Regions from separate parts of the Homo sapiens genome. Here region 2 is linked to region 1. Evidence: chromatin loops called from intact Hi-C (ENCODE). Cell type or tissue: B cell. All regions are shown on one strand. Links, peaks and the distances in the headings refer to the core of each region. The heading gives the core; the rest is flanking DNA.

Evidence for each region. Peaks named below come from ENCODE experiments on the same cell type or tissue, not always from the same donor. Only the 100,000 strongest peaks of a DNase experiment are listed, where the experiment ranks them.
Region 2: it touches region 1 in a loop (2.2-fold over the local background); 1 of 110 quality-filtered maps calls a loop at or near these places.

Annotation. Positions count from the first base shown.
Region 1 is chr2:202,602,037-202,607,422 of GRCh38, forward strand. No RefSeq gene overlaps it. Among named protein-coding and RNA genes, the nearest start is that of FAM117B, 30 kb to the right of the region's middle. In B cell, for the core only: no CTCF peak of the experiment used is centred there; a DNase peak (open chromatin) is centred at 2,775; H3K27ac peaks cover 583 bases.
Region 2 is chr2:202,684,936-202,690,321 of GRCh38, forward strand. The region is part of intron 1 of FAM117B (family with sequence similarity 117 member B); the gene reads left to right. Among named protein-coding and RNA genes, the nearest start is that of FAM117B, 53 kb to the left of the region's middle. In B cell, for the core only: no CTCF peak of the experiment used is centred there; no DNase peak of the experiment used is centred there; H3K27ac peaks cover 1,690 bases.

The sequences.
Region 1 (5,386 bases), core at 247-5,246:
TGTCAGTGGGATATGAAAGCTTACTTAATGTTCATAACTGTTTATATTTGCCCCTATATAGTAATGTCCTGTTCATTAACGTGCAATGGAGTGCTCGGTGTACTTTTATTCCTTTTTGGAAGCTCTTTGGAAAGGCTTTTGCTTAATCATAGGACATTGCTGAAGCCAATGACATTATGATTGAATGATTCATCTTGGTTTAAGACTTATGATCAGACAGGCTCTGAGCTCTATTCTCCAACCTGGGGAGAAAATTTTACAATAGAGTGGGTTCTCAAAAGGAAAGGAGGGTGACTGTGTTCAGTGTCCTGATCTCTGTGATTTCTAGCTTTGGAAGCACAGGGTGCCTATTTACGTCTCATTCATGAGAGAATTGACTGCAGGCGTTTTTCTCCTAAAGTCTGTTATTTCTTTAGAGGCTGGGCCTACCACTCCAGTTATATTCCTCTAGTCCAGCCCTTCCTCTACTTCTGTAGCTTGGGTGATTTATGCACAAAACAGGCAGCGTTTGAATAAAAGGACAACATCTACGTCAAGACACAAAATAATTAGAGGTTAGCTGTGTACATGATTCTACAAGCTAAGCTTTCACTTTGTATAATATACCTGCATGGCCATTGAAACTGTTGTTGGTGAAGTGAAATGCAGCCACTCCCCTGGTTGTTACATGGAGTGGTGACAGATTTAGCCTCACTATACCTGCATAAGTAGGTAGTATACAACAATAGCAGAAGTTGAAATTTTAGTCTTACAATAGAAGGGGTAGCTGGCATTAAGTACCTTGTTTACACCTCTGATAAGTCTTGAGAATGTCTCTAGAACTGAGAATCCTCTGCAGAAATGAGAGTCTAAGCTCTGGGAATATCGTGAGATTCCCAGGAGGGGTTGCTATGTATAGTGAGGGTTGAAAAAAAAGCTCAAGGACAAGATCCATATTTACGGACAGAAAGCCAACAAAGAATACACAGTAGAAATGGGGCCACGGTGGCTCACGCCTGTAATCCCAGCACTTTTCGAGGCCAAGGCGGGTGGATCACCTGAGGTCAGGAGTTATAGACCAGCCTCGCCAACATGGTGAAACCTCGTCTCTAGTAAATATACAAAAATTATCCAGGCGTGGTGGCACGAGCCTGTAATACCAGCTACTCTGGAGACTGAGGCAGGAGAATCACTTGAACCCAGGAGGCAGGGGTTGCAGTAAGCCGAGATCACACCACTGCACTCCAGCCTAGGGGACCGAGCAAGACTGTGTCTCAAATAAACAAAAAAGTATACACAGTAGGGCCGAGCGCAGTGGCACACGCCTCTAATACCAGCACTTTGGGAGGGCGAGGAGGGCGGATCGCGAGGTCAGGAGATCACGACCATCCTGGCTAACATGGTGAAACCCCGTCTCTACTAAAAATACAAAAAAAATTAGCTGGGTGTGGTGGCGGGCGCCTGTAGTCCCAGCTACTCCGGAGGCTGAGGCAGGAGAATGGCGTGAACCCAGGAGGCAGAGCTTGCAGTGAGCCGAGATCGCGCCACTGCACTCCAGCCTGGGCGACAGAGAGTGAGACTCCGTGTCAAAAAAAAAAAAAAAAAAAAAAAAATACACAGTAGAAATGAGAGAAAGGCAAAAGGCAGGAGGAGAACTAGGATAGTGCTGGAAATGCTCCACAAGAGATAAAAGACAAAATTTCAAGGAAGAATGGATGCGCAACAGTGATACAGGTTTCAAAGAGAGGCAGAAGGAACAGGTCAGTGGGCTGTTTGTTAGGCAATCTTTGAGAAACTTGGTTGTTTGAAAAGTAAGTTAGAAAAGCCAGAAAATAAAGGTTATTTTGTTGAGTGGAATTAGAGGATGAAGAAAACTTTCAGGAAGTTTGTTAGTAACATGAAGGTGAAGAGTAATGGTGAAATATATTAGAACAAAGTTAACTTTCAGAATTTGTGTTCAGGTTAAGAGTTTTTGCAATTGAGTCTCTTAATTATATACTAGTATTTCATCCTTTCATTTTCTTTTTTTGCATATTATATAGCACATACTTCATACGCCACTTCTTGCCCTTGGTTTCCCAAATTAACAGAAATGCTCACGCGGATATGTCCATGTTCATAGCAAAGCAATGAGGATGCACTCCAGATTCCTGGCATTTTGCTTTGACCCAGGATCAAATTTGAGGCAATGACGGTGGCACACGCCTGTAGTCCCAGCTACTCAAGAGGCTGAAACAGGAGAATCGCCTGAACCCGGGAGGCAGAGGTTGCAGTGAGCCGAGATCATGCCACTGCACCGCAGCCTGGGCGACAGAGTGAGACTCCATCTCAAAACAAACAAAGAACAATAAATATTTGTTCGATTGAATTCACAATCAACTATTTGCTCGTCACCCTTATTTTATATATATCTTTCTAATCTAGGATATGGTAAAATTATATTAGTATCATGAGGATTGAATATTGCTCTAATATTATTCTAAAATATTAGTGATGAAAGAGACCTTAGAAATCATTTACTATACAGTGGTTTCATTTTGCAGATAGGAAAACTGAGGCACAAAGATGTTAAATGACTTGTCAAAGCGGCAGAGCTAGAGCCAGGAGAATCCAGGTCCTCTTGATTCCTAGTTTGCTACTAAACACCGCTAAGCCGTGAAGAAGGTTGCTTCTGCTTTACGTTATGCTACATTTTTTCTTTCTCTCTCTTTTCGCATGCTTTTTTTGTCCCACTTGAACATGAGATCAACATGCAAATCAGAGAACCTGAAAAATTTGAGAAAAACAGGGACAGTTGTGTTGTGACCCAGTATACAGGGAATGGAGGTATGATAACTTCCTCTTTCTACCAAGTTATCAGGTTTACTCATGTTTCCTGGGCCTTAGTTGAACGTGAGAGCCTTTCCCAGATATAGGCATCTTTTCTCGTCAGTGGATGTATTAGAAAGGCAGGAGACCAGAGCTCTGACCTGGCTCTGTTATCATTCCTGTGGTCTCTAGAAAGTGACTTTCCCTCCCTGGGCCTCAGTTGCCTAATTTGTAAAATATGAGACTTGGATTACATGAGTTCAAAAATGTTTTCGGCTCTAAAATCCTATGATTCTACCTTCTGAATTATGAAGGATTTAATTTTTTTCTACCTTCCAAGTAAAAGCCATACCTAAGCCTCATGGAATTTGATCACCCCTACCTTTTCCTGTGAATGTTAACAGGCCTTCTCTGCTCTGTTTGCTATAATTGGAATGATTTAGTTCTTATTTCAATGGTTTCAATGATTGTTTTCCATTTGTCATTCTACCAAAGAAGTAATTGGCACAATGATTAAAGGTGATCTATGACTCAGATTTTCTGCTGGATCCCTTTCAAGTGTTACTTCGCAAATCTCTAGACCTCCTCCCCTCTATGTCTCACTCATACAGAGTTGGATACCAACTATGGATCTGATTTTTTTTTTTTAATTTTAATTTTATTTTATTTTATTATTATTATACTTTAAGTTTTAGGGTACATGTGCACAATGTGCAGGTTAGTTACATATGTATACATGTGCCATGCTGGTGTGCTGCACCCATTAACTCGTCATTTAGCATTAGGTATATCTCCTAATGCTATCCCTCCCCCCTCCCCGCACCCCACAACAGTCCCCAGAATGTGATGTTCCCCTTCCTGTGTCCATGTGTTCTCATTGTTCAATTCCCACCTATGAGTGAGACTATGCGGTGTTTGGCTTTTTGTTCTTGCGATAGTTTACTGAGAATGATGATTTCCAATTTCATCCATGTCCCTACAAAGGACATGAACTCATCATTTTTTATGGCTGCATTGTATTCCATGGTGTATATGTGCCACATTTTCTTAATCCAGTCTATCATTGTTCAACATTTGGGTTGGTTCCAAGTCTTTGCTATTGTGAATAGTGCCGCAATAAACATACGTGTGCATGTGTCTTTATAGCAGCATGATTTATAGTCCTTTGGGTATATACCCAGTAATGGGATGGCTGGGTCAAATGGTATTTCTAGTTCTAGATCCCCGAGGAATCGCCACACTGACTTCCACAAGGGTTGAACTAGTTTACAGTCCCACCAACAGTGTAAAAGTGTTCCTATTTCTCCACATCCTCTCTAGCACCTGTTGTTTCCTGACTTTTTAATGATGGCCATTCTAACTGGTGTGAGATGGTATCTCATTGTGGTTTTGATTTGCATTTCTCTGATGGCCAGTGATGGTGAGCATTTTTTCATGTGTTTTTTGGCTGCATAAATGTCTTCTTTTGAGAAGTGTCTGTTCATGTCCTTCGCCCACTTTTTGATGGGGTTGTTTGTTTTTTTCTTGTAAATTTGTTTGAGTTCATTGTAGATTCTGGATATTAGCCCTTTGTCAGATGAGTAGGTTGCGAAAATTTTCTCCCATTTTGTAGGTTGCCTGTTCACTCTGATGGTAGGTTCTTTTGCTGTGCAGAAGCTCTTTAGTTTAATTAGATCCCATTTGTCAATTTTGGCTTTTGTTGCCATTGCTTTTGGTGTTTTAGACATGAAGTCCTTGCCCATGCCTATGTCCTGAATGGTAATGCCTAGGTTTTCTTCTAGGGTTTTTATGGTTTTAGGTCTAACGTTTAAGTCTTTAATCCATCTTGAATTAATTTTTGTATAAGGTGTAAGGAAGGGATCCAGTTTCAGCTTTCTACATATGGCTAGCCAGTTTTCCCAGCACCATTTATTAAATAGGGAATCCTTTCCCCATTGCTTGTTTTTCTCAGATCAGATCAAAGATCAGATAGTTGTAGATACGCGGCGTTATTTCTGAGGGCTCTGTTCTGTTCCATTGATCTATATCTCTGTTTTGGTACCAGTACCATGCTGTTTTAGTTACTGTAGCCTTGTAGTATAGTTTGAAGTCAGGTAGCGTGATGCCTCCAGCTTTGTTCTTTTGGCTTAGGATTGACTTGGCGATGCGGGCTCCTTTTTGGTTCCATATGAACTTTAAAGTAGTTTTTTCCAATTCTGTGAAGAAAGTCATTGGTAGCTTGATGGGGATGGCATTGAATCTATAAATTACCTTGGGCAGTATGGCCATTTTCATGATATTGATTCTTCCTACCCAGGAGCATGGAATGTTCTTCCATTTGTTTGTATCCTCTTTTATTTCCTTGAGCAGTGGTTTGTAGTTCTCCTTGAAGAGGTCCTTCATGTCCCTTGTAAGTTGGATTCCTAGGTATTTTATTCTCTTTGAAGCAATTGTGAATGGGAGTTCACTCATGATTTGGCTCTCTGTTTGTCTGTTATTGGTGTGTAAGAATGCTTGTGATTTTTGTACATTTATTTTGTATCCTGAGACTTTGCTGAAGTTGCTTATCAGCTTAAGGAGATTTTGGGCTGAGACAATGGGGTTTTCTAGATATACAATC
Region 2 (5,386 bases), core at 90-5,089, 83 kb after region 1:
TTACTCGATTATCTAAGAGAAAAGAAGGTAAACCACATGATTATCTCAAAAAAAATTTTTTTTTTTTGAGAGAGTCTTGCTCCATGGCCCAGGCTGGAATGCAGTGGTGTGATCTTGGCTCACTGCAACCTCTGCCTCCTGGGTTCAAGTGATTCTCCTGCCTCAGCCTCCCGAGTAGCTGGGATTACAGGTGCCCGCTACTATGCCTGGCTAATATTTTTGTATTTTTAGTAGAGATGGGGTTTCACCATGTTGGCCAGGCTGGTTTTGAACTCCCGACTTCAAGTGATCCACCTGCCTCTGCCTCCCAAAGTGCTAGGATTACAGGTGTGAGCTACTGTGCCTGGCCAATTATCTCAATTTATACAGAAAAAGTATTTGATAAAATTCACCATCTATTCATGTTAGAAATGCTCAGGAAACTAGGACTAGACGTCAACCTTCTAATTAAAGGACTGCTTTATTATATATAAGTGTATATAATATAAGCCTGCAGTTAACATCATATTTTTTTCTTCATAAGATCAAGAACAACTAAGGATGTCAACTCTCACAATTCCTACTCTGATCCTAAAATTTATATGAAACTGCAAAGACTAAAATAGCCAAAACAATATTGAAAAGGAATAATTAAAATTAAAGAACTTACATTGCGTTTGGACAGAGGTACAGATAAATGGAAAATAATAGAACATTGAGAAATAATTCACACTTCTCGATAAAGGTTCCTAAGGTAATTCAGTGGGAGAAAGAATAGTATTTTCCACAAACAGTTTTGGAGCAACTGGATATCCATATAGGGGAGGGGGATAATCCCTTTCCTTAAACTGTACACAAAAGTGAACTCCAAATGGATGAAAGACCTACATATGAAGGGTAAAATGGAAAGACTTCTAGAAGAAAACATAGGAGCAAATCATCTTGACCTTGGAGTAGGCAAAGGTCTTTTAGGACACAAAAAGCATGAACTATTAACAGAAGTAGTCGATAAATTGTAGTCTATTAAAATTAAAAAATGCTATTCGAAAGGCACCATTAAAAATTGAGAAGACAAGCCAAAAAGAAGACAAGGCAAAACTGTTTGTATGCATATATTTGACAGAGAACTTGCATCCAGAATACATAAATCCAATTCAATAAGAAGACAAACCTATCAGTTAAAAAATGGACAATGGATTTGATCAGACATATCACTGAAGAAAATGTGTAAGTGGCCAAAAAGCACTTTAACTCAACCTCATTTGGTACTGGGGAGATGCTAATTAAAGCCACGGTGAACCATTGCTCATCTACTAGAATGAATGAAATGAAAAAGTATGACAATGCCAGATGTTGATGAGGATAGTGGAACAACTGGAGCTGTAATGCATTGTTGGTGGGAATGTACACTGGGTACAACCAGTTTGGAAAACATTTTGGCAGTTTCTTATAAAGGGAGACTTACACTTGTCCTAAGATCCAGCATTTCCACTGTTTACCCAAGAAAAATGAAAATACTTATCCATAAAAAGATTTCTTCAAGAATTTTCGTATATGACTTATTCCTAATTGTCAAACACTGGAAGCAATCCGCGCCCATCGGTAGGCTATTAGAGGCTGAGCGCGGTGGCTCATGCCTGTGATCCCAGCACTTTGAGAAGCCGAGGCGGATCACTTGAGGTCAGGAGTTTGAGACCATTCTAGCCAACACGGTGAAACCCGCCTCTACTAAAAATACAAAAATTAGCCAGGTTTGGTGGCATATGCCTGTAATCCGAGCTGCTCGTGAAGCTGAGGCAAGAGAATCTCCTGAACCTGGGAGGGGGAGGTTGCAGTGAGCTGAGATTGCCATCACTGAACTCCAGCCTGGACAACAGAATGAGATTCGGTCAAAAAAAAAAAAAGAGGTATTAGATAACCAAATTGTAGTATTTTGTATTAATCTGGGTTCTCCGGAGAAACAGAACCAATAGGATACATATATATTTTATTGATACAATAACATACACACAGATTTATTTTAAGGAATTGTCTCATGCACTAATGGAGTCTGAGAAGTCCCGTTATCTGCAGTAGGCAAGCTGGAGACCCAGGAGAGCCAGTAGTATAGTTCTAGACTAAGTCCAAAGACCTGAGAACCAGAAGGAGTTGACATAATTACCACCACATATATTCATACAATGGAGTACTCCTCAGCAATAAAAAGGAATGAACTGTTACATGCAACAACAAGCATGGATCTCATGGACACTATGCCGAGTGAATGAAGTCAGACACAAAACAGTATTATGTGATTACATTTGTATGACACCTTTTAAAAAAGCAAAACTAACCTTTAATAATAGGAAGTAGGTCAGAGTTTACCTGGGTTCAAGAGTGGAGAGATTGACTTCAAAGGAGCGTGAAAAATTGTTTAGGGCTTATGGCAGTGTTCTAAATCTTGATGGTAGTAGTGATTTAATGGCGTATTTGGCTTTCAAAACTCCAAAGATGGGTGCAGATTTATTTATTTAGAGATAGGATGTTGCCCTGTCACCAAGGCTGGAGTGCAGTGACTCAATCATAGCTCACTCCGACCTTGACCTGCTGGGCTCAAGCAATATTCCTGCTTCAGCCTCTCTTGTAGCTGGGACTACAGGCACATGCCACCACATCTGGCTTATTTTTACATTTTTTATAGAGATGGGGGTCTTACTGTGTTGCCCAGATTTGTCTCAAACTCCTAGCCACAAGTGATCCTCCCTCTTCAGCCTCCCATAGCATTGGGATTACAGGCGTGAGTCACTGTACCCAGCCTGGTACATTGTTTTTTATGTAAATGATACCTCATGTTTAACAAAAGAATAATTACTAATTGGATTTTTAAGTTTCTACAATAGTCCTTATCTTTTTGATACTATGCCTATGGGAAATCATTTTGGTTAAATCAATCATTTTCTTTCTAGGATAAATTATTAATTAGGTACTGCTGGGCCTGTATCAATATTTGGTTATGGTATCTGTTAATGTTTGAAAACTTAGTGGAGAAATTAACTGAAAAAGAAACATGGAAATAACTGGAGAAGATGCAAAATTAGAAATAAATTGTGGAAATTCATTTTTTCCTAAATTTTCCCTTAGATTATAAATAAATTCTCATGTAAGTTTATCATTTTAAAAACATAATTTTAAATATCTTTAATATTCTATGTATTTTCTGTCAGTTTTCCTGTTCTTCAATTTTTGGACATATCTTTGTATTTGAAGCCTTTTTTGGCATTTGATTATTCTTCTGTATGCATACTTAGATGTAGAATCACTGAATCAAGGAGTATGAATTTCAAAAAAATATAGATAATAAATTCACATGGCAAATTCCAAGGGTACAATTGGGAATGCAGTGAAATGTCTTCCTTGTGCCTTTGTTGACAAATTTCCCTTCTTGGAGGCAGCCAGTGTCATCAGAATTTTGCGTTTCCTTCGTGTGTGTGTTGCAAGAAGTTTAGATAGTGGATGAAAGACAAATTTTACAAGAAGGTAATTATATTATACATACTCTTTAAAATAAAATCAACTACAGTTATTTTTACTTGAATTTCATAAAAGAAAAGGAAACTATAATGAAACTGATAGAACCTCTTTGAATTTAAATATTTACCAGAAGAAAAGATCTCTAAGATTAAGAAAAGAAAGGTTTGGAGTAATATTTTTGAAATATTGTTAATATATAAAAGAAATATAAATTACCAGTAAAAGTATGACTATTTTAGAACTCAGTTATTGAAATAGAAATGAAATGTTTTTATCTTTTTTAGACTGGTGAAAATTGATAAAATATACAAGAATGGGTACCCTTGTGATGTTATAGGTTTTTGCAAAATTTTTTCAGTAAAAGGCAATTTGGCAGTACTTCCAATTTTAATCTGTCTGTTATCTTGAATATAGTAATTTGATATCTAGAAACTTTTCACGAACAGATCTTAAAACAAGTCTAAAAGGATACCTATCTGCTGTGAAAGTGTCCATTAATAGAAGATTAAGTTATAGTGAATCTACCAAATAGGATAATGTACAAGTATTAAACATAGTGATGTGTTGTAGATTTTAATTTATTGCCATGGAAATAGGTTCTCGACATACCCTTTTTATTTCTCTCAACAATAAGTAATTGAATGCATAATGGGACCTCATTTATATAAAATCATATGTATGTCCAAGGGTAGACAGATTTCTGTAAATACAAATACTCATTAAAGTGGTTTTCTGCCTGGGCACAGTGGCCCACACCTGTAATCCCAGCACTTTGGGAGCTTGAGGTGGGTGGATCGCTTGAGCTCAGGAGTTGGAGACCAGCCTGGGCAACATGGCAAAACCCCATCTCTACCTAATATACAAAAAATTAGCCAGGCGTAGTGGCGTACGCCTGGAGTCTCAGCTACTTGGGAGGCTGAAGTGGGAGGATCACTTGAACCTGCGAGGCTTGAGGTTGCAGTGAGCCGAGATCATGCCACTGCACTCCAGCCTGGGTGACAGAGCAACACCCTGTCTAAAAAACAAAAGCAGTTAGCTCTGGATGGTGGACTATTAGAATTTTTAACACTCTTAGGTTTCTTTATGCTGAATATTTATCATTTGTATACTTGAAAAAATTTCTCTCCTTTCTGAACAATTAAATATGTCTAATTTATTTGCTTGCTGTTTCTGTGGATAATAGGAGACATAGCCTTTAAGACAATACCTGAGGCCAGGCACAGTGACTCACGCCTGTAATCCCAGCACTTTGAGAGCCTGAGGCCAGTGGACTGCTTGAGCTCAGGAGTTTGAGACCAACTTGGGCAAAATGGTGAAACTCCATCCCTACAAAAAATACAACAGTTAACTGGGTGTAGTGGTGCGTGCCTGTGGTCTCAGCTGCTATGGAGGCTGAGGTGGGAGGATCTCTTGAGCCCAGGATGGTGAGGCTGCTGTGAGCCCTGATCCCACCGCTGCTGTGAGCCCTGATCCTGCCACTGCAGTTCGGCCTGGGTGACAGAGTGAGACCCTGTCTCCAAGAAAAAAAAAGTACCCAATCAAGTTCTAAAAATATTTATATCTAACACTGGTTTATCAAGGTCTGTAGAACCTTTGTAATGGAATACCTAAGGGTCATGGTTTGGGATGCTCCACTAGTGCAGCTGAAATTACCCAGGAACCAGTTGAACAGGTACTCATAGTTGGGGAACTCTGAACTCCAGGACCCAAGGCGTTGACTGAAATTTTCAATGCTACACCCTGCTATATGTAGTTAAACTCTCTAAAGACTTAGTTTTTAAAGAACAAGTCAAGTTTGAGCCATAGTTTTTATTTACTTTGAATTAACCAAAAAGCATGTGAATTTATTGCATACACTTGTCCTTGTTGATAAATGATAGTAACATTGGAAGTCATT